5 separate regions of the Homo sapiens genome follow, and all the other regions are linked to region 5. Evidence: chromatin loops called from intact Hi-C (ENCODE). Cell type or tissue: Caco-2. All regions are shown on one strand.

What was found. Peaks named below come from ENCODE experiments on the same cell type or tissue, not always from the same donor. Only the 100,000 strongest peaks of a DNase experiment are listed, where the experiment ranks them.
Region 1: a loop joins it to region 5, with 2.9 times the contacts of the local background. A loop is called at or near these places in 4 of 110 quality-filtered maps.
Region 2: it touches region 5 in a loop (17-fold over the local background); 79 of 110 quality-filtered maps call a loop at or near these places.
Region 3: a loop joins it to region 5, with 6 times the contacts of the local background. A loop is called at or near these places in 7 of 110 quality-filtered maps.
Region 4: a loop joins it to region 5, with 6 times the contacts of the local background. A loop is called at or near these places in 18 of 110 quality-filtered maps.

The regions. Positions count from the first base shown.
Region 1 is chr11:27,392,971-27,397,970 of GRCh38, forward strand. All of the region lies in intron 2 of LGR4 (leucine rich repeat containing G protein-coupled receptor 4), which reads right to left. Among named protein-coding and RNA genes, the nearest start is that of CCDC34, 32 kb to the left of the region's middle. In Caco-2, no CTCF peak of the experiment used is centred here; DNase peaks (open chromatin) are centred at 2,821 and 3,201; H3K4me3 peaks cover 769 bases.
Region 2 is chr11:27,293,773-27,298,772 of GRCh38, forward strand. It overlaps LOC105376601 (a long non-coding RNA gene), which reads right to left and starts at 4,218. Exons shown (of 2, transcript XR_931142.3): 1 at 2,236-4,218; 2 at 1-797. In Caco-2, a CTCF peak has its summit at 2,827 (motif pointing left); no DNase peak of the experiment used is centred here.
Region 3 is chr11:27,231,345-27,236,344 of GRCh38, forward strand. LOC105376600 (a long non-coding RNA gene) reads left to right here. Exons shown (of 4, transcript XR_931141.3): 3 at 571-660; 4 at 2,718-3,818. Among named protein-coding and RNA genes, the nearest start is that of BBOX1-AS1, 15 kb to the left of the region's middle. In Caco-2, no CTCF peak of the experiment used is centred here; a DNase peak (open chromatin) is centred at 3,077.
Region 4 is chr11:27,360,512-27,365,511 of GRCh38, forward strand. CCDC34 (coiled-coil domain containing 34) reads right to left here and starts at 2,704. Exons shown (of 6, transcript NM_030771.2): 1 at 2,325-2,704. The coding sequence starts at 2,683. RefSeq lists silencers at 511-805, 2,651-2,720 and enhancers at 2,098-2,965, 2,961-3,130. In Caco-2, no CTCF peak of the experiment used is centred here; a DNase peak (open chromatin) is centred at 2,770; H3K4me3 peaks cover 1,789 bases.
Region 5 is chr11:27,182,237-27,187,236 of GRCh38, forward strand. The region is part of intron 2 of BBOX1-AS1 (BBOX1 antisense RNA 1); the gene reads right to left. Among named protein-coding and RNA genes, the nearest start is that of BBOX1-AS1, 34 kb to the right of the region's middle. In Caco-2, a CTCF peak has its summit at 1,900 (motif pointing right); a DNase peak (open chromatin) is centred at 1,915.

The DNA.
Region 1 (5,000 bases), 210 kb after region 5:
GCAGCATATCCAGTGCAAAAGAGAGGCAAAAAGTGTGAGTCATTGAAAGCATAACTTTCCAAACAATGGCCTATATATTTTTTTCTGAAGTAAAGAGGTTTTCCTAAAGAAATTTTGACATGACAAATTCAAGTGGAGATAAAAGTAGAATAAGGAAAGGATAAGAATTCTTTGGATCCTTTTGTAAGAAATCTGAGCACCCAATTCATACTGAGCCCTACTTTTCCTCCTATTTCCCTGGGCATAGAGAAATAGAAGAAAAACTTGAACAGAGGATATTAGGGAGAAGAATCAGGATGCAGGGCAGTGATTCACATAAGTTAACTTGTAGACAGGTGAAGTGAAGGAAGGTTTTCAAATGTGTACTCAAAAATGATGATTGTGTGTTCATATGATCAAACACAGGACTCTCCTGGGTCCTGGTTCTGTCAGGGATACTCTCCTAAACAGCTAGATTCTGTAACTATGTATATATATATTTTAATGCTCTCTTCTACACATGTCTCAGGACCACATAGTCACCAAGTCCTCCTTTAAAATTCCTCTGTTAAAATTTATAATTAAATTTTTTAATTTAAAAAATATATAAAACTTAACATTTATAATCCCTCCTTTAAAAGGTATGTATTTCCACTATTCTTCCTATTCCCTCCCTAAAAACTCTGCATCCCTAAGCCTTATTCATTAATTCATTCATTAATTTAAAAATGAGTACCTACTAAGTGCCAGACACACAACATCTTTAGGTTCCCCCACTTCTAATCTGTTCTACTTGTATATCCTGATTTTAGGGATACAAGAAAGACACTTTACCAGCCTTAAAATGTGAAGTCACTGTGGCCTGAAGCTCTACTTTTAGATGCATTATTTTCTCTTGAAGTGGTGTTCCAGTTACTAATAAAATGCAAATTGCCCTGGGAAGTGTAATCCTTACCTAGCATTAACACAGAGGCGATTGCACTGAAGATTGGGGGGGGGGGGGGGCGCGGGAAGGGGACAGAAAAGCAAACAGCCAAAAGACCCAGAAACCAAAGGGGTAAGTATGAAGAATTATTTCTTCAATGGCAAGAATAACAATGCCGGATTCTCAGGCGATACCACCAAGTAGCACAGTTCATGCTCCTAAACTAAATTCTTCCTAAAAAGTCCTCCCACCATACACTTTGTTTCTTACAAGGCATCCAAGTACCTAAATTCTACACTGCATTGCCTTTCAAGGTTTCCCCATAACCCAGGCTCACAACAGCTTGCTTTGTGCTGTCAGCCTTGTAGCCTTCACCTCCCAGGGCTCACCAGAAGTAAAACAAGAGACCGAAGAAGATGGTTTTAAGGCCTCTTCAGTTGCTTCCATTTTAAAATATTTCTCTTTAGCAAATCCTCTTGGTTCTAGACTAGCCAGCTTTATCACTACATTTTTTACTTACTTATTTATTTTATTTATTTATTTTTTGAGACGGAGTCTCACTCTGTCGCCCAGGCTGGAGTGCAGTGGTGCAATCTCAGCTCACTGCAATCTCTGCCTCCTGGATTCAAGCAATTCTCCTACCTCAGCCTCCAGAGTAGCTGGGATTACAAACGCCCACCACCACGCCCAGCTAATTTTTGTATTTTTAGTAGAGACGGGGTTTCACCATGTTGGCCAGGCTGGTTTCGAATTCCTGACCTCAAATGATCCGCCTGCCTTGGCCTCCCAAAGCACTACATCTTTTAAATGTTTCACCTAGCAACCTCATTTGTACCCCCTTAAACACCCAACTGCAATGCTGCTCCTCTTGAAAGCTTCAGTTCTTATAAATGTGCCCTATGCTTGAACACTCGGAGCTCATAAACTTGGGTCACAAGCTACCGTCTACTGGTTGTTTCTTGTACATTAGTCTTGTGGGCCAAGTACAAATGCCTTCAAGAACAGGATGTGCATCTCAAACTTCTGTTACCACCCACCAACATGCCAATTCATGAAACAGAAACTGCTTTCTCAGAAGCTCCTCCTTGAAAATGCTCACCATTCCGATGCCATAGCATCCCAAAGTCTACCTTAGTGCAAGCTTGGTACAAGCAATCTCAAAGGGACCCCGGTCTCACCCATTAAATTCAACTGATAATGCTCACAGCTGTAATGCAAAGTGCTTAAAAGGTCACATTTTAAAAGATCAAATTGCACCATAAAAGCCATAAGAGGCAGTAGCCATCTTTCCCCAGGGCCTCAGATAGCCCTGTGACTGCTCTTCCAAGTGTTAAAAAGCTAGAGTCCTCCAAAAAAGAAACACTATAAACAGAGTAAGGCTGTTACAGGATTCTTATTATTCTTTTGTCTCTAATATTAGTTGTGAATGTCCTTGTATCTATGGGCTTTCCTTGAGTTCAGCCTATTGTGCTGGGCTCATAAAAAAAAAAAAGTATTTTATAAAGTAACAAAGTGGCAAAATGCAGAACACCTGATTATCTTAACTTGTCAACAGAAAAGAGTGTTTGACCACATTAGCCAAAATATTTGCTTCCTTTTCCCAAATCTCTGCCCGTTTTATAAACCATGAGAAAACTAAAGTCACCTAACTTCAAAAAGCATTCTCTTTCTCCTCTATTTATCTTTAATATAAATGACAAAATGAGCTCTGCATGAGGCTTATCCTGAAATACAAGCCAACGATCTGGAGAAATAAACACTACTAGTATGTGGTGGACAGTGATAATGCTGTCCAAGAGGACACTCTACTTTGATTACTTAGTTTGTTAGTAGAGTAAACATATCCTGTGGAGCCTTCAGGAATGTATCTACGTAAGTTTACGGAGCTGCTGTGTTAATGAGTAACAAGCACAGCAGCGTGGTAAAAGCTCTGCAGCTCCAGTAATTGCACCCGCCAGAAGCTCTTCACATGTTGCTTATTTTATGAGCTAGTATTTCTTATAGTAAACCTTGGGGATGCTTCATGTCTAAAAGCTCAGATTCAGAAAAGAGCAAAGTAAATAAATAGCAAGGTTAGGAAAAAAATCCCAAATTCTTTGGAAGAAAAAAACTATACGCCTACAGTAGTTGCAGACACTGTGATACTGATAGCTGGTACACAAACATTCTTTCATTTTAATCATCTCAAGACAACTGCCCTGCTTTTCTGAGTCCCTGAGTGGTTAGGTGACTTGGCATAAGTCACACTGCTTGTACATGAAGGAGCCAGCATTCCAGTTCTCTTGCCCGGCTGGCTGAAATACTTATCCACTTCTACCTGTATTGTGATGCCTCTGGTAGTCACCAAAAGATTAGGAAATAATTCACAGAAAAGGTGGGGCAGAGTGGACTTGAGCAAGTTAACAGCCTTGTCTGAGTATCAATAGATGTCACCTAGCAGAATAAAGCTAGTAAGGAGAGACTATGCATTAGGAGCCCAGAACTGCAGTTACGGAGAAGTTCCTAACAGACCTACAGTGCCATCCTTCCCATAGCCAAAGATGACCAGCAAGAGGGGCTGAGAATGGGATTCCCTGAGTGCCCAAAGGTAGGGCATGCCCTAAACTCAGTGAGACTTAGTTAAGGATACATACCATTCTCTGTTGTTTGTTTTTTATTATTATTTTTTTTATTTTTTTAGGCAACTCCGGAGGAAAAAGAGGTGGCTGATCCTGAGCAGGAATTTGGCCCTCTATTAGCAAAGACCAGCCACTTCCCATTCCATGCCTGGGTTTGCACTTCTGTGCTATAGCCAACAGTTTTCGTAGCTTCTCACTACTTCAGGACCTATTGGCTGCCCTCAGAAAACCTTTTTCATTGACTAAATCTTGTTATTTATATTTTTCTTTTTGTCCCACAAACAATATTCTTTTACTATTTTCCAGTGGCTGTGAAATACTAAAGGAAAAAGATAATTAGGGTGAAAAAATAAGAGTGAAAGTGGTATGGTTTTCTGTTTGTGAAGGTGGAGAGTCCCAGGCATCAGTTCTTTCCCCTCCGTGTTCTGTTTCCAAAGACCACGAGAGTGTCTCTCTGCAAGGTTTCAACCCATCCACTCTTTGACTCTTCCTGTTATCACCTGATTTTTTTTCCTCCTGGACTACTGCCATGAACTTCCACAGGATTCCTGTCTCAAACCACTTAATCTGAAAAAGCACAATTCTAAGCATTTTCCCAAAGGCTCTCTTTTCCCCTGGTGCAACTAAGCACCGTTATTACATCCAAACACACCATGCATTGCCACCTCTGACTCTTGGCTCACACCATCTCCTTCACTTGAAATACCCACAACTCTGCCCTCTACAAACTGAAGCCTTGTTCAAGTTGTCCAAGTAGGGTACGCTACCACCGGTATGAACTCATGATATCACCTTCCTTTGATTCCACGGGTACCTTAGACAAAGCTATCCCATTGGGTGCATCTTATTCTGCCTTTAGTTCCTTTGTACTGCTCTGATCTTCTTCAATGATCTTATATGTCCCTCATGAGCAGGGACTAGGTCATCTTTATTCTATATTCCCTTGTATGACCCCTTACAAAGACAAGACACTTGGTATTTGCTATAATGTCTCCGCTAAGCCCCATTGTAAGACTCTGGATTTGCAAAGCTAATATTACTACTAAAAGGGTGAGAAAGCTTCCTGATTATTTTCCCTTTTCTGCAACTTTTCTTATTTCATTTCTACTCCCTCACTCTCCTAACAGGAAAGAACTACGTGGCTAAAGTGTCGAATGCCAGGGCAAACATTTTATTTCTCGACATATGCTGGAAGCATATTTTCTTAAGGAAAGGTGGGGAGGAACTCTAAACATGGGAACATCAGTCCACTGGTCCACAGTAGTATCTCAACACACGCTGTGTTGTGCACATGATCACACAGAATTAAAACAAGTCTAGCAGGATTTCAAAGGGGACACCGTTTACCTCAAGGCAACTCCCACTTACTCTGTTTGCTACAACAGCCCCAGAAGCAAAGAGAGCAAAGACAGAGAATGGAGAGAAAGAGAAAGGGCAGAGGAGAAGCAAAAAGTAATCCTCTAGATTTCCGCTTTCCC
Region 2 (5,000 bases), 110 kb after region 5:
TCATTACTTATTCATTCTTCATTTCTGACAGATAGGGGGATAGCTTATAAAATGTATTCCTCATCCTACTAACATCGTGCATCAGCTTGAAACAGGAAACACAAGACATACAAATTATTTAAGGCCTTGCTACTCAGTGTGGTCCAAAGACCAGCCATACTGGATCACCTGGGAATGCCTTGGCAATGCTGAATCAGCTCTTCTACCCACTGACTTCACTCCCAGACCTATGGAATCAGAATTTGCATTTTAATGAGAACTCCAGTGATTTCCATGTACACTAAAATTTGAGAAGTCCTAAACTGGGCAACAATGATTCTGTTGTCCACCTCCTGACCTTCCCCACCTGATATGGATTGGATGCTTGTCCCCTCCAAATCACATGTTGAAATGTGGCCTCCGGTGTTGGAGGTGGGCCTAGTGGGAGGTGTTTGAGTCATGGGGGTGGATGCCTCATGAATGACTTGCCGCTGCTGTCCTCACAGTAATGAGTGAGTTTTCTCTGAGTTCACAAGAGAACTGGTTGTTTAAAACAACCTAGCACCTCCTCCCCCCTCTCTCTTGCTTCCTCTCACGCTTCCATGTGACATGCTGGCTCTCCATCTCCTTCTTCCATGATTATAAGCTTCTTGAGGCCCTCACCAGAGCAAATGCTGGCATTATGCTTCATGTATAGCCAGCAGAACAATGAGCCAAATAAATCTCTTTTCTTTGTAAGTTACCCAGTCTTGGGTATTCCTTTATAGCAGCATAAAGGGACTTATACACCACTTGAAAGCTTTAAGAAGAAACAGCCTCTGAAAAACAAAAAAAGGAGAAAATTACTTGGACTATAATCATGAATGGAATCATTGATCAATCCATTTGCCTTGTTCTAGAAAATTTCCTATTGCTAACATGGTGCAGGCATGCTTTAACTGGGCTAGCAGAGCCTCTGGCTTGTTCTGACCCAAGTCAGCTGATTAGTCTCAGGTAGTTATTACACTTCAGGGGAAAGGAGAGGAAAGCCTTAAACAAGCGCCTTGACAAAGAAAGGCAGCTGTTTCTCATAAACTGCAATGAACAAGCCTAGCTAGGCTTCATTCATCCTTTATAACCTTCAGTCTCCTGCCTTTGTCAACAGAGAGAAATCCCTTCCTGCTGGGATGACTTTGGAGACACTAATAGCTGCAACGCAAGCTCGAGCTTGAATGGTAGTAAAGAAGAGCTTATTGCACCTCCACGTATGATAAATACACAAAACAAATATAAAGTATTTCCAAAAATACTTGCTGAATTCAAAAAGGCCATTCACTGTAGGAAATACCATAGATTTAATAATAGCTCTTCAGGAGGGGTAGTCAATGCTTCTTTAAATGAGACACAGACATGTCCCTGTTTTTAAAAAAAGTTAAATTAAGGAGGGGAGGGTTTGTGGGAGTATATCTTAGAATCAAGGAAACTTGGCAGATCAGTGCTTGACCATTTCATTGGCCAGTTTTGCTAACAAACATTAGCAATTAAGTTTTTACATTGCTTCCTGCAAATGTATGTGAAAAAATGAAGTTCACTGTTTTTTGAAGGCATTTGTTATACTGCAGAATGAAAACACAATCTGAAGGGCCATAAAGAGAAATATCAAGACTCCACCTTCTCCAGATACATTTGGGTTGAAAATTAGATAAATCTAGGGGCTTTGTGCTCCTGCAAAACACTGCCTTTCACGATCTGGGGCCTGAGTCTAATCACCTAATGTCCCATACTTGATAAGGAATGCCCATCAGACCATGAGTGTATACATGTGGAGTACATGGGATAGTATTGGTCAGAATCAGAGAGAAAAACTGAGGCCCCAAAGGGGGACAAATATTGTCTCCAAAATACACAACGAGTCAGTGAAATTCTGATTCCCTGAAGTACAAGTTCAGTATCTTTTTTAAAAAAAAGATGGAGTCTCACCCTGTCACCTAGGCTGGAGTGCCGTGATGCGATCTCAGCTCACTGTAACCTCCACCTCCCAGGTTCAAGCAATTCTCCCACCTCAGCCTCCCAAGTAGCTGGGAATACATGTGCACACCACCATGACCAGCTAATTTTTGGTATTTTTAGTAGAGACAAGGTTTCACCATGTTGGCCAGGCTGGTCTCAAACTCCTGACCTAAAGTAATCCATCTACCTCAGACTCCCAAATTGTTGGGATTACAGGTGTGAGCCACCACACCCAGCCTAAGTCCAGTATGTTTCATTCTCTCATACCTCCTCCTTCAGACCATCCTGGGGTCCTCTGATGTAACAGTCAAGCTCTTTTCAAATGAGTAAGATTCCTCCCACTCTAGCACTAGCAGGAGGAAAACACACCAGTTAAGAACTTCAGAAGGTCCCAATAGGACATCGAAAGCCAAAGTTAGACAATGTACTTCCCCTGTCCTGCCTGGATACAAAAATCCTCTAACAGCATTACCATGTGCCATGGAATTTACAATGGATTGTTTTTGCTAATGGAAAAGTACTTTCTTCCTATGGCCTTCTGGAAAATTGTGTTTTCTACTTTCTTTTTCTTGCTGTTAAATTAATTCTACATAAATATTAGGATTTTCAACAAGCTAAATTTATCATAGAGAAAGTTAAAAGGAAGAATCCTGTGGGTTAATGGGTGGGAAAATCTATGTCACAAGGAACTGTGGTCATATTTGCTTTTATAGACCTTTCTCTGAATTTTCTAAAAAATCGAAGTGGATATTTATAAAGCGCAAGTTTTTTAAAGAATTACTTCTCATAGAGGCCTCAAGCTTTCAAGAATAAGTATCACTAGCTTATTCTTCCCCTGAATGCTAAGGCTCCCTCTAGTGACCAAGAACATACACCAACTACAGGTATGAGAGTAAACATCTCTTGCTTTTAGATAACGCCTTGAAGTTTCAATAGCATTTTCACACACATCTGATCATTTAAAATAAGGCCACATGAAGTATGGTTTCCTCCATTTAAAAGGTAGGCAAACTGAGGCTGAAATGGGACCGACACTTATGCAAGGTCACATGGCTGGTAACTAGGAAACCAGAGCTAGAGATCAGGTCTGCTGACTCCTAGGCCCTATTGCTCTGTTGCACTGCCTCATATTCTATGGCAATTACATAAAGTCATGGTCATAGTCCGTTTTATGTGGCTTATAACAGAATAACTGAAACTGGGTAATTTATAAAGAAAAATAACTTATTTCTTACAGTTATGAAGGCTAAGAACTCCAAGGTTGAGGGGCCATATCTGGTGAGAGCCTTCTTGCTGGTGGGGACTCTCTGCAGAGTCCCAGGGTGGCACAGGGCATCACATGACAGGGAGGGCTGAGAAGGCTAGCTCCAGTCTCTATTCCTCTTCTTATAAAGCCACCAGTCCCACTCCCGTGATAACCCATTAACCCACTAATTCATTAATCTACGAATGGATTAATCCATTCACAAGGGCAGAGTTTTCATGATCCAATCACCTTTTAATGACCCTACTTCTCAATATTGCCACATCAGGGATCAAAGTTCAACATGAGTTTTGGAGGGGATAAATATTCACACCATAGTGATTATCCATGAATACTGTCATAAATGCTACTATCCTTTCTACCTTCATGAAATCACTTTCAGGGAATTTATGGAAGTGATTCTTGATTTTCAAGGGATCCCATTAGAAATCAGATGAGAGTTATGAACCCATACTTACAAATGTTTCCATACAATATCAGGAAATTTGTGGACCACATTGAAGGGCGTCCACTGATCCTCCATGACTCCAAGGACCCCAAGTTAAGAACCCATCAATAACTACTGGTTACAATCTTGAGATGTCAAGAACCCAAGGAAGTTTAACTTTGTAGCTCTTACTCTTTCCCTTAATTATGGTGTTTTCCATGCTTATCCAGTTATCTTTTCAGCCCATTATTCAGAGTATTTTCAAAGAATGAATAAATCAGTGTATATTCACTAACATTTAAGAAAAAGTCTGTGGATATTGCAATCAAGGAAGGCATTCTAGCATTCCCACAGGCATGTCTAGGATTAGTAGCAAATTGAGACGTTTCTAGGAAAGTAGCAATTTGGAAGCATTTTTTTCAAATGTAGGAGCACACCACAGTCTCACTGGCTAGCTCTGTGAAGAGCCTAAACAAGCAACACAGTGAATATAGGAAGAGCTTTTTTCAGTCAACAAAACCCAGCACTGACTAAATTCTTAGCTCTTTTCATCCTGGCATTTCTTTTTTTTTTAATTGTTTAATTTTATATATATATATTTTTATTATACTTTAAGTTCTAGGGTACATGTGCACAACGTGCAGGTTTGTTGCATATGTATACATGTGTCATGTTGGTGTGCTGCACCCATTAACTCGTCATTTACATTAGGTACATCCTGGCATTTCTAATGGCTTTGGAAAAGCGTGAATGAACAGTGACTAATTCACTAATTAACATGAGTCTCTTCCAGGTAAGCTCCACGAGGGTAGGGAGCATGTTTATATTGTTCATTCAAATTCTGGACACCAAACACCACCCTCGACACTAGTGCACACTCAACAAATATTTAATGAATGAATATGTGAATGGTCCTCATTGAGTCAGCCCCTCTGGGAACCCACTCATTTCCCCCTAATCAATGGCCTCTGGTTATCTGGGCTTGTTATCTATCTGTATCTATCTGTATGTAGGGTTATCTAGAACTCTACATATAGACAACCTCAGGCTCTGGATACTGGGCCACTCTTATGAAAAGTTCTGTTCTTTACCCCGTGATCCTCTCCTGCAGTCTAGATTGGGTGACAAACCAACCTAAGCAATAACAACAGCTTCCTACCTTAAACCTCCCAGAAATGGTGTCACAGTTTAAAAGGGATATTTTAAAATGTGAGTAAAAATGCAAGATTCTAATGACTAGAAGAACATTTCAATATCAAGGCAGACCCCTAAGTGTTCCTCTGAATTAGGAAGGTTTTTTTTGGATCTTCTTATGTACTGCCTACTCATCATGCCTTTGCA
Region 3 (5,000 bases), 49 kb after region 5:
GACAAAATCTCAAGCTCAGTTGCTGTTGATATTCTCCCAACCTCCTCTAGGCCAGTGGTTCTCAAACTCTGACATGCGTAAGAATCACCTGGGGGTTTATCAAATTCCAGATTGCTGGAATCTTCCTCCAGAGTCTCTGATTAAGTAAGTCTGGGGATAAAGCCTGACAATTGCATTTCTAACAGGTTCCCAGGTCTTCATGAGGTAGCTCTCTGAACCACCCTTGGAGAACTGCTTCTCTAGGCAGCTTTTCATAAGCCATTACTGTCTCTCTGTTGGGGGGAGTTATTTCTTTGTGAACGTTGTTCTTTCCTAACCTTACCATTGTTAACTCATCCCTCCCACACCCAACCGTCTTCAAACAGCTATTTCCTCTAATCCCCAAGAACCCCCTTTGTCTGCCAATTTTCCAGCCCTAACTCAGACTCCGATAAACCTGGCCAACAGCTTCCTTCTCACTCTCCACCCCCGAGTTTGTCGCTGGTTTTACTCTGTGCCGCCTCTTCCACCTTGCTTGTTGTTTGTTTGCTGTAGTATAACCATTGTTTCCCTGCATTTCCCAAAGTGCAGGACATGCTCCACTGTTGGACCTGAGGCAAATTTTTGTGGAATATCAATAATTTTGGATGATAACAGAGAAAAATGACACCGAACCACGTGGTAAGGAAGTTATTATTTTCAGTTCTCTGCAAACTCTACTGATTACACCAGGAGAAAGCCTCAGTCTGGAGCTGATGTATCTTTCTCCTCTTGCTAATAAACCTCCAGCTCAGAGCCTGAGTCAGGTAATTCCATCATCACCATCGTCATCATGATCATAAAAAAATAATGTTACTTGGCTGGGTGCAGTGGTTCACACACCTGTAATCCCAGCACTTGGGAGGCCAAGGTGGGCAGATCGCCTGAGGTCAGGAGTTTGAGACCAGACTGGCCAACATGGTGAAACCCCGTCTCTACTAAAAATACAAAAATTAGCCTGGTGTGGTGGCTCACACCTGTAATCCCAGCTACTCGGGAGGCTGAGGCAGGAGAATTGCTTGAACTCGGGAGGCAGAGGTTGCAGTGAGCTAAGATCATGCCACTGCACTCCAGCCTGGGTGACAGAGTAAGACTCTGTCTCAAAAAAAAAAAAAAAAAGATACTTAAATTCACACAGTGCTTTCTGTGTGCCTGGCAGTGTTATAAGCACTTTACATATATTTACACATATTAATTCACTTAGCCTCACAACTCTACGAAGTAGACTCATTCCCAGTTTAAAGATAAAGACCCTGAGGCACAGAAGAATTATGTGACTTGCTCATGGTCACTTGGCTGGAAAGTCAGAGAACCAGGATTCAAACCTAGACAGCGTATACAGAGCAGGTGCCCTTTAACCACAGTGATGCTGTGCTGGGGTTTAGCAATACTGTTTTGTTTTCATGTGATTTGTTGTTACCCTCTTCTTATATTTTTGGCAAATGTCTTTGTCTGTTTGGGCTGCTATCACAAAATATCATAAACTAGGTAGCTTATAGACAACAGAAATATATTTCCCACCATTCTGGAGGCTGAGGTATCCAAGATGAAGACACTGGCAGATTCACTGTCTGGGGAGGGCCCATCTCCTGTTTCATGAATGGCACCTTCTCACTGCATCCTCATAGGGTGGAAGAGACAACCTAACACTTGAGGTGTCTTTTATGAAGGCACTCATCCTACTCATGAGGGCTCCACTCTCATGACCTAATAACCTCCCAAAGGCCTTACCTGTTGGGATTTCAACATACAAATTTTGGGAGGACACAAGCATTCAGACCGTAGCAGCAAGCATATTTATTTCCTGCTTATCTGGTGATAAAAAGTCTCTCTCTCTCTCTCCCTCCCTCGCTCTCTTTTTTTTTTCTTTTTCTTTTTCTTTTGAGACGGAGTTTTGCTCTTGTTGCTCAGGCTGGAGTGCAATGGCACGATCTTGGCTCACTGCAACCTCTGCCTCCCAGATTCAAGTGATTTTCCTGTCTCAGCCTCCTGAGTAGCTGGGATTACAGGCGTATGCTACCACACCCAGCTAATTTTTGTACTTTTAGTAGAGATAAGGTTTCATCACATTGTTCAGGCTGGTCTCAAACTCCTGACCTCAGGTGATCCGCCCGCCTCGGCCTCCCAAAGTGCTGGGATTACAGGCATGAGCCGCCGTGCCCGGCCCCTTCCTCTTTTTTATCTGAATTAAATAATGTATGGTTAAAAAGTGAAGCAAGTTAAGCACAAGTATTAAATGTATAATAATGGTAGAGCTGGTTCTTAGCTTTAACAACTGTGAAGATGGTATGCATCTGACTAGTGCTTGGGATAACTAGTCTAAGTAGACCGTAAGTTTCTCAAGGCAGCTTTCTGTCTGTGTCAGAAGGGTCCAGCCAGGGAACAGATGGCACACTGAAAGGGTTAGCTGGAAAGGGTGTAACAAAGGCCATATTTATAGCTGTGTGGGCAGGCAGCACAAGGGAACAACAGAGGTAGCGGCTTGCCAGGGACTAGCCACAGAGTGAGAGGCTCTTACCACCCTGAAAGGGACAAAGGGAGAAAATATTATTACCAGATTGTGACGAGAGCTATAGCCTGCTGTAACAGTGGAAGAGGGGTGGCCCAACAGAAGTTTTAGCCAGAGCAGACCAGCTATACAATTAGTCAGGTGGCACCAACCTGTTTCTCCTATGACCCTCCAATCCCTTTCTTGCCAGCACTTGCCAGAGATGGACTCCAACTGGAGGCCAGAAAGCAGAAGAGCCTGGAAATGCCATCTATGAAGGTCGGCCTCTGAGCAGCCCAGAGAAAAGCAGAAATGAGACTGGGGCAGCCAAGAGTGAATAACCAGCACGGTAGCTGACGCAGTGCGGTACACAAAGGGCGCGCTTCCAGTAAGACCTCAAGGCCCATGTGCTGCTTTGAATTCAACTGAACCGAATGGAGAAACTGGTTGCAAGTAAAGGGTGTTATGTGGTAAAGGCAACTGGACCCTGGACCGCTAGGGTTTCACTTCCAGCTTATCTAGACAAGTGAATCATCAGATTTCACAGCCCTCTTGGGGCTTGAATCACACATGTGCGGGAGGAGCTGCATTGCTGGTGCATGTGAAGTGTTTCAAGCTGTAATTATATCCTTCACCTCCTCAGAGTGTCTAGACTAGATTACGAAGGCTGGGGAAAAAAAAAAATGACTGCAGCTTTCTGTGGTCCTCAAACAAGTGGGAATTCCTGGCTGGGGCCCTTTTCCCAGAGTACACAGGAGCAAATCCCCAGAAGCAGCAGCAGCAGCAGCAGCAGCAGCAGTAGCCTTGGCTTGAAGGATGAAGATTAAAAGGGAAAAGAGGTACCACTGCCTTTAAAAGTCTCCATAGGAAAGAGACTCCAGTCAAGCACTAGCGGTAGAAATATGAAGCAACCCTGCTGTTCCTCTGCAGGAAAAGTTTTTAAATAACTTCTTATTAGTAATATTAATATTAATGATAATACTGAATCTTCATAGCACATTTATTATATACTGAACACTATGGTAGCATTTTACGTACTTTGCTTCATTTAATTTCCACAATCGCCCTGAGAAGTAACATTAACCCTATTTTTAAAAACAGAAAAATGATGCTTAGAAAGGCAAACAGAATATGGTCTTAGCTGCAGTTGATTGAACATTTATTATGTGCTTGCCATAGGGCTGGGTATCCCAGCAGTTCTCAAAGTGCAGTTCGTGGACCTCTCTGAGTTCCCAGCACCCTTACAGGAGATCTACAAGGTCAAAACAATATTCATAAAAACAATAAAACAGCGTTTGCCTTTTCCACTGTATTTACATTTGCACTGCTGATGGGAAAACTGCCAGCACCATAGCACAAATCAAGGCAGTGCACCAAACTGCACTAGTAGTCATTGAATTCTTCAAGGCCACCCACTTGTGGTAGAAAAATGTGGCCATTCATATAAGCATGACTTTGATGAAGCAGAATCATTTTTAATTTTATTAAATTTTAACCCTTGAGCACATGAACATCTTTTTAAGATTCTGCACGAGGAAACAGGAAGAACTCATAAGGCATGTCTAAGTACCATGGTTGTCTCAAAGAAAAGGCACCTGCACAGTTGTTGAGTTGCAATCTGAACTAAGCTCGGTATTCATAGATCACCATTTCTACTTGAAAGAACAAAAGAGAAATTATGGGTGTTCAGACTCTGGTAGTTGGCAGACATGTTCTCAAAACTTAACTAAGTGAGCCTCTTACTTCAAAGAAAACAGCTTAGCCGGGCACAGTGGCTCACGCTTGTAATCCCAGCACTTTTGGAGGCCTAGGTGGGTAGATCATGAGGTCAGGAGCTCAAGACCAGCCTGGCCAACATGCTGAAACCCCGTCTCTACTAAAAATACAAAAATTAATCTGGTGTGGTGGTGCATGCCTGTAGTCCCAGCTACTCGGGAGGCAGAGGCAGGAGAATCACTTGAACCTGGGAGGCGGAGGTTGCAGTGAGCCGAGATTGTGCCATTGCAGTCCAGCCTGGGTGACAGAGCAAAACTCTGTCGAAAGAAAGAAAGAAGAAAGAGAGGAAGGAAGGAAGGGAGGGAGGGAGGAAGGAAGGAAGGAAGGGAGGGAGGGAGGGATGAAGGAAGGAAGGAAGGAAGGAAGGAAGGGAGAGAGGAAGGAAGGAAGGAAACAGCAGACCATGTTTGTTGCCAATGGTAACATTTGAACTTCCATGTGAAGATTAGAATTTTGGAAAATATATATGTTACTGTTAACTCATCAGCTTCCCAATATATTAAGACTTTTCTGTTCAGATCTGTGCTGGCATTAAAGAATGTGATCCTTTGATAGTGTATAAGGCAATGTGTCAACATTTGGAAGATTTGTATAATTCAGTGAACCAATATTTTTTAAATGTCCACAGTATCATACTGCAAAATCATGCACAGGTAAACGTTCATTCAAAGCATAAAATGGCCAGTGGATTTTAAGGTAACATAGCATGAAAATTTCA
Region 4 (5,000 bases), 180 kb after region 5:
AAATCCCACACAGCTCTAGGTTGCTCTCTGCTTCACACAGAATACTCAAAACCCAGAACAATGAAAGGGCTGACTCAGGTTGCCTGCTCTCTTCATCCTGTCACCCCCAAGCTGTCCAGGGCACCAAAGAGAGGTCAGCAGTTTGACCTCAAAAGCCAGATTGTGGACTCCAGAACTCTTATCCCAAACCTGAACACCAGAACGTGGTTTACTGCACCTTAGTAGTACCTGTGGTTGGTTATTCTGAAAACATACTGATTGCTAGTGAAGTAGGTTGTAGTAAACAGGTCACTTTTTATAACACAAAGTGCTGAAGCACAGAGATTAGCAATGTCAACCTCAGCATGTGGAGACATGGTTAGATAGGATCTGAGCATGCACAGAGGAATGGATGTCATTGTATCAAAGAATGTTAGGACCAATGGAGAGAAAGAATGAGGAAATTTTCTAAAAATCTACCTTTCCTGAAAGGAAGTGCTAAGTTTCTGAAGCATTTGACAATAATCACTGCATGTATCTGTTCTTTAGGAAGTGGGAAATGGACATGCAGTCAGCAAACGTTTATTGAGCACCTAATAAGCATCTGACACTTGCCACACACAATGCTTGACAACTTCAGCATTCTCTTTTCAAACCCACGTCCCAGCTACTCCTTTGATTCATAGGGACTGAAATGTGATAAGGAAGGCAGCCTTAGCCCTGTGGTGCTACCAGCTCATTCTGGCTTTGGATAAGTGAGACGTACATACGTTCACCTCCTCCCCTGGCAGGCTCCACTTAGTCAGGGCTTTGGCTCTTGGAAACTAATGCAAGGTTTCAGTAGCTGAGCTATAGTTCCGATGGTCATTTATTCCGCAGGTCACTAACTTGTGTCCAGATTGCTTAGTCCAGTTGATTATGCTCAGAAAGTATTTCCTAAAGCCTTCAAATTTACTTTAAATACCTTTGAGACCAACTCAGTCCTGAAGAATACCTACAAAGGCCCAGATGAAAACAATTTACTGAAACCCTAACTCTACCATTAAATTTTACTATCAGGTTGATCAGAGGAGGCCTGTTTCTTGTTGCTACAACCAGCCTGGATGAGTGGCTTGCTTGGTTACTCTTTCTGATCTCCATTCCCACCAATGTACTTACTTTTACTTCTCATTCGTAACTAATTCACTCCTGTAACCATGTATACGGGTTACTTCATATGGGTTCCATATTCCATTCACTCATGCTGGATATGAACACCCTGTACTGAAGGGGGAATCTTGCTATTTACACATAAAGCATGAGTTCTCTGGCCTGTATTTCTTAGAGCTCCTGTACTGTGCCTTACACAGCTTGACAATCATAAACTTGTAAATGATTTCCGAAGAAAACGTAATGAGTCTATCCCAGAATAGACCTGCATTACTGGGCCTGTCTCAGAAATATTCCTTCAGGGATTGGCCCTTTGCTCCTACTTCTGTATACCCAATACTAGGCATGCAGTTTAGGAAAGAGAACATGATCTGTCTATCTTCGTAGTAGACCCAGGTCTGCTAATAACTAGGTGCATGCCTTTGAGTCACTTTTTGCATTCTGAGCCATGGTTTTATTATCTGTAAAATAAGTGGATTGATTTAGGCTTCAATTCATGAGAGTAGAGACCAGTATCTTGTTTACGGTCCCCAGTACGTAGACTAATATGTGGCAAACAATGTTTGCTGAGTGAGTAACAGTAGAAATAAACAAATTAAGACAGTTTTAATAACCCCATTGGTCCTAACATTGATACAATGACATCCATTCCTCTGTGCATGCTCAGATCCTCTCTAACCACGTCTCCACATGCTGAGGTTGACATTGCTAATCTCTGTGCTTCAGCACTTTATGTTATAAAAAGTGACCTGTTTACTACAACCTACTTCACTAGCAATCAGTATGTTTTCAGAATAACCAACCACAGGTACTACTAAGGTGCAGTAAACCACGTTCTGGTGTTCAGGTTTGGGATAAGAGTTCTGCAGTGCACAATCTGGCTTTTGAGGATTCATAGAACGCCTGAAATGGTAGCAGAGTTTTGTGTGTTTGAGACTATGTACATTTTTCTGGGAAGTGAGACTGCAGCAATCATAATATCTCAGGAAAAAAGGATTAAGAGCCATAGGAAATCTATGGTCATTTGCAAGAATTTGCACAGGGCTCTTTATGTGCAAAAAAAACCACGGCACCTCAGTCTGCAAGTGCCTGCTCTGCCTTTGGGGCGGAGGGCAGGAGGATGTTAGAAGGGGGTACTTAAGAGGGTCTAAGGAATCTTGAAAAGGGCTGAATCGGCCGGGCGGCCTCGGGTTTACCTGGCGCACCCCTGTAACTCCATTCCTCTCAGGCTCGCCACTTTGGCCTCTGAATCATGGGCATCTTCATCCACGTCTTCCTCATCATCCACGTCTTCCTCATCCTCCCCGTCACCGTCGTCCTCGTCAAACTGGAAGCTCTGGTGGCCAAGGGGAGACAACAGCGACCTGGTGGAATTGCTGCAGCTCAGCGGCAGCGGCGGCGACGGCGAGCGCACCACCTCCAGCCCCTGCCCACGTGCGCCCGTCATAGGGACTGAGCAGGAGTCCGAGGAGGGCCGAGACCTGGGTCTGCAGTCAGCAGAGAAACCGGCGTAGGAAGAGGGAAAAGTAGGCCCCCAGCGCCCCGCCGCCCACATCTGGCCCGCCAAGTTCAAACTGGCGGAGCCGCGGCGGGGACGCGCTTTCCCAGCGGGCCCTGCGCGCGCCAGGCCGGCCAATCCCGGCCAGCACAGACCCCGCGTTGCCATGGCGACGCGTGGAGGCCGGGAGGACTTTGTCAGGGCCTGCAGAGCTTGGCTTCCTCCGCCCCGGCCTCCCTTAGCCAGCCCTTCCTCCTCAGTGGCAGGAAGGTGCCTGCTGTTTGCAAGCTTGTTTAGTACGGTGTCTCCCCACGCCACTGGCGGGGTCCTGGCTCCCTACCGACAACTTTGAGGGCCTGTCCCTTGTTTGCCGTGGTGTTGCAGTTCATTTTGTACATGAAATATGTTACCTGCCACTGAATCAGGGAAAGACGCAGAAACCAAAACCACCCCCTATATAATTACGAGGTCAGAATTGTGAGCATCGGTCGTGATTTCTTTCAGCACAAGTCGATATATTTTGAGGAGAGGGGAGGGAACTTGATCCAAGTTTACAGGTGTATCCCAGAACGCACTTTTAGGACAGTCATTGCGTGTTTTGGTAGCACTTCGTTTGCCTGGCATCTTAAGGGACCTAATTTGTCTACACATGTGAATTTTTGACCTCTTTGAAGCCTCTAGTGTATTGTAGGGTCTGCGTAAAGCACAAGGGATAGATGATTAAAAGTCTCGCCCTTAAGTTCCTCATCCTGTTGTCGTGAAAAATGATCTCAGTAAATATGCTGATATGCATTTTATGTGGGATCTGAGGGGCACTCTCGGGAATGGGGATAAAGGCAGTAAAGGAAAGGTAGATGCTTTATTCATGCTGACAAAACTGTACATTTGTAAATAAATAGGGCTTTTGTCCAGTTCATAATGTATATTACCGGTAGAAATACCATAAACGAAAATTGACCATGGCTAACACATCACACAAAACTTTTTAGTGACCAGAGTGATACAAAAACTTTGATGAAATCTAGATCTGCAAAATTTAACACAGGAGAATTAGCTATGGTAGAAGTAATAGCAACCAAAGGCAATTCAGAAGGCAGAGCTATAATTAATAAAATATGACATGATTAAATCTATTTAAATTGAATATTTTCTTTAAAATTTCGGTGAAAACAAAATGAAAGAAAATTGGAGCACTCCAAATGAGTAATAAAGTTGATCAAGGAATAAAACTGACCTAATGGAGTTTTCGTTCTCGACCCTAGTTATTCAATATTGGCATTTAAAAACCTTTTATCAGAACATCTCTAGAATCAGTAACATCGAAACGCACTGAGCTGCCTTAGGGCCTCATAAAGAGGTAAGCTTGAGAAGCTGTTTTCCAATAGATATAACCAAACATAACTGTAGTGGGAAAAACACTAGTATGAAAGGGACCTGGAATCAGTGGTTTTCTTGGTACTTGATAGGTTTTCCATTCCTAACACTCCTCTGAAAATAGGGGAAAAATTTACCTCACAGGGTCATATTATCTCATTAATTCTCAAAGTTTCTAAGCTCAGAATCAGAAAGATACAATGAAAAGTTGTGTGTAAACTTCAGAACTTTTTCACTTTAACCTCTACGCATGGGAATCTAAATGTCATATACTTCTTTGTCCCCTTAAAATGTTTTCCTAAACAAAGTATACCCTTTTCTTGATGCGCCAGGGTCATCATTATGACCAACTGTGACATTATGCACTAGCAATGCTGGACCCCCCCAAGGGTATGAGGCAGAGTCAGATGGTGCTGGTGCTGGTGTTTGAACATAATTAAGTCCAGCGGCCTCATTTCTTACAGTGCCTTTTCATTACTGGAGCTGAGAAGCCATAATCGAGATGGGTAGAATTATATATAAATGTACAAATGTATAAAAGAGTGTCTCTCCCTTTAAGTTTTAGGGTATTGACTTAGTGACATCTTTTCATACAATTAGTACTTTGGCCATGGTATATTTGAGGTAATTATGTTTTGCTGGCTCTGGAAACTTATATAAGAGTCACTTTTGCTTAAATAATTCCATCACCAGTTAGCCCTGTGGCATATATTATGCAACTTTAAAAATTTATCCCTAGACATTAGTATTTACAGATGAAACAATATAATGTCTTAAATTTGCTTCAAAATAATGCAAGGGGCAGAGGGATTGGAGGGGATTAGTGAATAGGATGAAGATGAAACAAGGTTCACTACATGCTGCAGATAATTGTCAAAGCAGTGACAGGTATGGGGTGAAGGGTAGGGAGGTGGGGTAATTATACTACTCTACTTTTTGTTATGGAAATTTCAAGCATATATGAAATTTAAAACAAACACACACACAAAATTATGTCCCA
Region 5 (5,000 bases):
CAGTGTATGGTTCCATTTATAATGACATTGTAAAAAAGACAAAATTACAATAGCAGAGAATGATCAGTGGTCAGCAGTGATTAAGGGTGGAAGCAGGTGTGCCTACTGAGGAATAGCACAAGAGAGTTTGGGGGCTTACTGAACTGTAGTGCATCCTAATTGTGATGGTGGTCACACAAATCCACACATGTCTTAAAATTCATAGAACTGTACAGCAAAAAAGTCCATTTCACTATACGATAATTTAAAAATAAAATTAACAAAAGTGATAAAATGCAAAAATAATCACATTGTTCAATTACATGCAGCAGAAGTCCAGCCTTGACCTCTGATATGTCACTAGATTTATTAAAAAAAAAAAAAAAAGTTTTACAGTGGCTCTTTTCTAACTTTAATAAGCACATAAAATCCTTGGGGCTTTGGTTAGGATGAAGATTCTCATTCAGTGGATCTGAGATGGGACCTGAGTATAATAACTAGGTGATGCCCTTCTGTGTCTGTAGACAACACTGAGAGATGTGTAGGCTTTGTATTATTTAATTCATTTAAAGCAATTATGGCAAGTATGTGTTGTTTAGAGCAATTATGGCAAATATGTGTCATATGCCAATCACCCCCATTCCTCACCCATAGCAGAGATCACTCATTGTTCAAACATAAGTTCCTCCTGAGCCTAAATATGCCCATTAGATAGAGCACTGTAGAGGGCAGGCGCTGCTTATAAGAGTGGTCATGTGAGATGGAACGTGGAGGACTGATGTTAGTCCCATCCAGCGGCATTACAGAGAAATCCACCAAGAAAACTCACATCCTTTCTGGGGTCTTACTGTCCTATCTCCAAAACTCTGTGTGTTCTAGACAAACTAGCCACAGTCAATAACAGATATATCTTTCCTTCCAGCTAAGATAAGCAAGCTTGTCTTTCTGACCAGTCTGTCAGAAGCCTAATTGAAAAATAAAATTAACAAATGTGGTAAAACGCAAAAATAGCCTAAATGACTTGAGGGCAGGGACGTATCATCCACTTCTTTTGGTAATTCCCTTCTTACTACTTTGAGCCTCAGTTTCTGCATTTATAAAATAAGAATCATAATCTTATCTCGTAGACTTGTTGTGAGGACTAATAAGATAATCAACACGGAGCTCTTAGAATAGTACCCAGCGCAGAGTAAGACTCAGTATTTGGCTACCGTTATCGTTATTCCCCCAGCAATGGCCAACATGGTGCCATGCTCATGTTCAAAAACAGGCTGGGCATGGTGGCTCACGCCTGTAATCCCAGCACTTTGGGAGGCCGAAGTGGGTGGATCACTTGACGTCAGGAGTTCAACACCAGCCTGGCCAACATGGTGAAACCCCGTCTCTACTTTAAAAATACAAAAAACTAGCAGGCCATGGTGGCACCCTCCTGTAGTCCCAGCTACTTGGGAGGCTGAGGTGGGAGAATTACTTGAACCTGGGAGGTGGAGGTTGCAATGAGTCAAGATCATGCCATTGCACTCCAGCCTGGGCGACAGAGTGAGACTTTATCTAAAAAAAATAAAAAATAAAAAAAAATAAAAAAAAACACTGCTATAGAGAAGCCAAGAGAATGAAGCAAACACTGAATTTGAGCCAAAGGACAGAGGTCATAGTATCAGCCTTCTCCCTATACCTCTCTGAACTTTCGTTTCTTCTTAGGTATAATAAAAATTGGATAGTTTTTTTTATTAATTTCAGCTCTGACATTTTGTGAATTGATAAAATTCTATAACACTCCTGTGAAGCGTCCAAGCTGTTTTCGAAATCCTGAATATCCAGTTGAGAGCAAAAGAAAAAAATTATAATACTTCCAAAAATTAGTTGAGGCAAAAATTGAGTTAATTACCACTTGACTTATTGGTTTTCTGCCACTGGAGGGCGTGCAGTACTTGTTTGTAAAATGGCCTTCTAGGTTTTAGCTCTCTTGCACACAACTTCAATTTCAGTCCATTGAATTGGAATCAAAGAATCAAAGAAACCACCTCCTTCCTTTGACAGAGTTAATAGGTAAGGAGGTACAGCCTGCAGAGACGATGTGAGTTAGAAAACTCAACAGAGAGAAGTGTGCTTAATCTTTCTGATGCCAATTCTACTACCTTTATTTCTCCATAATATTATCCCTAAACAGCCCTTCATGCCACATCCTCTCTTAACTTTTTTAAAGAGGAACTCTTAGGAGATTGTGAGCCCATCTCTTCTCCTCACTCCTGCACATGGCTTCTCCAAGTTCTCTTTTCTTTTTCGCAAACCTCCAGCAGAAAGCAGGGCCTGGGCCTCTTTAATACGGCCCTGGCATACTGAATGGGGTTAGTACATAAACAGCAAGGATCCATTTAATGGGCTCTGGCAGATTCGCTTCATTCTTGATCTGGGATGTGAATGGTGCAAAAGGTAGAAGAGAAGGTGCTTTCCAGACAGCCATTTTTTACTGAAACTTATTGTCCATTAGCCTTGAGAAATGGAAATGGGTGGTACAATGGAAGTGAGACATAGTTCCTTCATTTAAAGAACTCCCAAAATAATTAGGGTGACTAAATATAAAATTGAGGGGTGAGAAGGGAAAATTCTTGAAGGGCCTTCAGAGATCAAGTTTTAGGAACACAGACTTACTCTCTTTTGCTACATGTGACTACCTGAAGTTCTATGTTGAAATCAATTGGGATGCCTCTTCCCAATTAAGAAAGAATGTGTGTTGCAATGAATCATTCATGTCTGCCAGGAGCATACGATGCAGTAGGATATGCATGCATTTACTAACCCTGACCTCTAATCCAGGACCCACTATTTTTCTCTTTTTTTCAGATTGGGAAACTAAGGCCCAGAGAAGAAAAAGGAAGTGGTCAAGGTCATTCAGCTAAAGGACAAGAGGTGAATTTTCAAAGCATTGTAACCCTGAGGCTGCTCGGTTCAGGGTACAGGGTCAACAGACAAGGAACACTCCTGTGTTTCTGTTCTCAAAGCCACGGGTGATTCTCTCACCTCAGCTAAGTAGTCCTGACACATTTTGGACCAATTTGTTTCTCTTTCTACAAATATTTTGTAATTCCTTCTCCCTTTTTAACTTTTTTCTAATAAAATTGTTGTTATGTATAAAAGAATGTGTGTAGCACACAAAGAAATAAAGTGTAAAAATAAAATAAACACAAATGATCCACCCCTTAATTTAAAAAAATAGGAACTACACATGTGTGCTTCCTTGACCCCACTCCCTACCTCCCTGCCAGGAGGTATCCACTCTCTTAAATTTTGCTTTCTTCATTCCCTTAGTTTCTCTTTCAAGCTTTAATACATGCATACATATCTTTAGACATTGCATTTTTTTGTTTCACTCATTTTTAGATGTTATACAAATGCAATCATGAAGCTTGCATTCTTTTGTAGTTTCATTTTTCACTTAAAATTATATTTCAAAGATTTCCAAAGTTGTAGCTCATTCATCTATAATAGTATTTCATTGTGTAAATATTCCATAATTTATGTATCCATTCTACTGTTGATCAATATGTGAATGGTTTCCAGGGTTTTTTAATTGTTAAGAATTTTGCTATGTTTTTTTTAATATTTCCTGGCACCCATGTGCAACAGTTTCTCTAGAGCAGTGGTTCTTCATCAGAGCAATTTTCCCTCTTCAGGGACATTTGACAATACCCAGACACATTTTTGATCATCACAACCAGAGGGACCCCTGGAGAGAAATGGGGACAAAGGGCTTCCTCTGGCTAGAAGCTAGCGGCCAAGGATGCCGTTAACCAGCCAAGAACAGCCCTGCACAACAAAGAATGATCTGGATCAAAATGTCAGCAGTGCGGAGTCTGAGAAACCCAGCTCTGGAGGATACACATGGGTTGAAATTTCTGAGTTATAAGTGTGCCAACTTCAAATTTACAAGATAGTATCACATTGCTTGCCAAAATGTACCAATTTCTACACCAACAAGGAGTATGTAAATCTCATCGCTCCATATTTTATCCAACACTTGGTACTGTTAGCTTTTAAAAATATATATATTGGCCAATCTAGTTGGAATAAAATGGGTGGAATATAGTATCTACTACTAATGAGATGAGCATCTTTTATATGACTGTTGGCTATTTATGTTTCCTCTTCTGTGATTTGCCTGTTCATGTAATTTTCCCATTTCTCTTTTAACTATGTTTGTTTGCATTGTTTGTATAGATTTCTGGATTTTTAAAAATATTTTGTATATTAATCACAATTAATTAATTATATCACAAATATCTTCTCCCAATTTGAGGAATTTGAGGTTCATCTTTTTTTAATTGTGCCTTTTGAGAACAGAAATTAATTCTAATTTTGATGTGGTTGAATTTATCTATTTTACATCAAGTACTTTATGAGTCTCATTTAATAAATCATTTCCTACCTCTGGGTCATATGGTTATTCTTCTATATTTTCTTCTAAAATGTTTAAGGTTTTGCCTTTCACATTAATGCCATCTGGAATTGATTTGGGCTATGATGTAAGTAAGGTAGAATAGAATCTTTCAGAACTGTCCTGCACCTCCCTTTGTCTAAGTCAATTTTCTAGGCTCATTCACTAGGACAAAGTCTTTTAACCACAGGCTTTACCCAAGGACTTCAGGGGAAGAAGAATCTAATTGGCCTCCTCCCCTATTCTTTTGGAGGCCTCACTAAATGAGCAGATTGTGAGGAATGAGCACACTGACCCCAGACTATCTGAGTTCCTTAGCTCCTACCTATGCCTGTTCAGCTTAAGATCTCTCTCCAGTGTGCCAAACAGGCTCACATCAAAATGCTGGGAACTTACTGCACCCAACCCATGAGCTCTCAATTTCTTAAAGAACTTCAGAAAGAAAAGGAAAGAAGTATTTACTAATGGTAGAACTGCAGGCACAAATAGAGGCAGTGGGGGCTGATTTAAAAAGGTCCCACCCACACTCACTCCAGAAAGAATAGGAGGTAGCTGCCTACTTGTAAGGAGAAAGGCCCACCTCTCC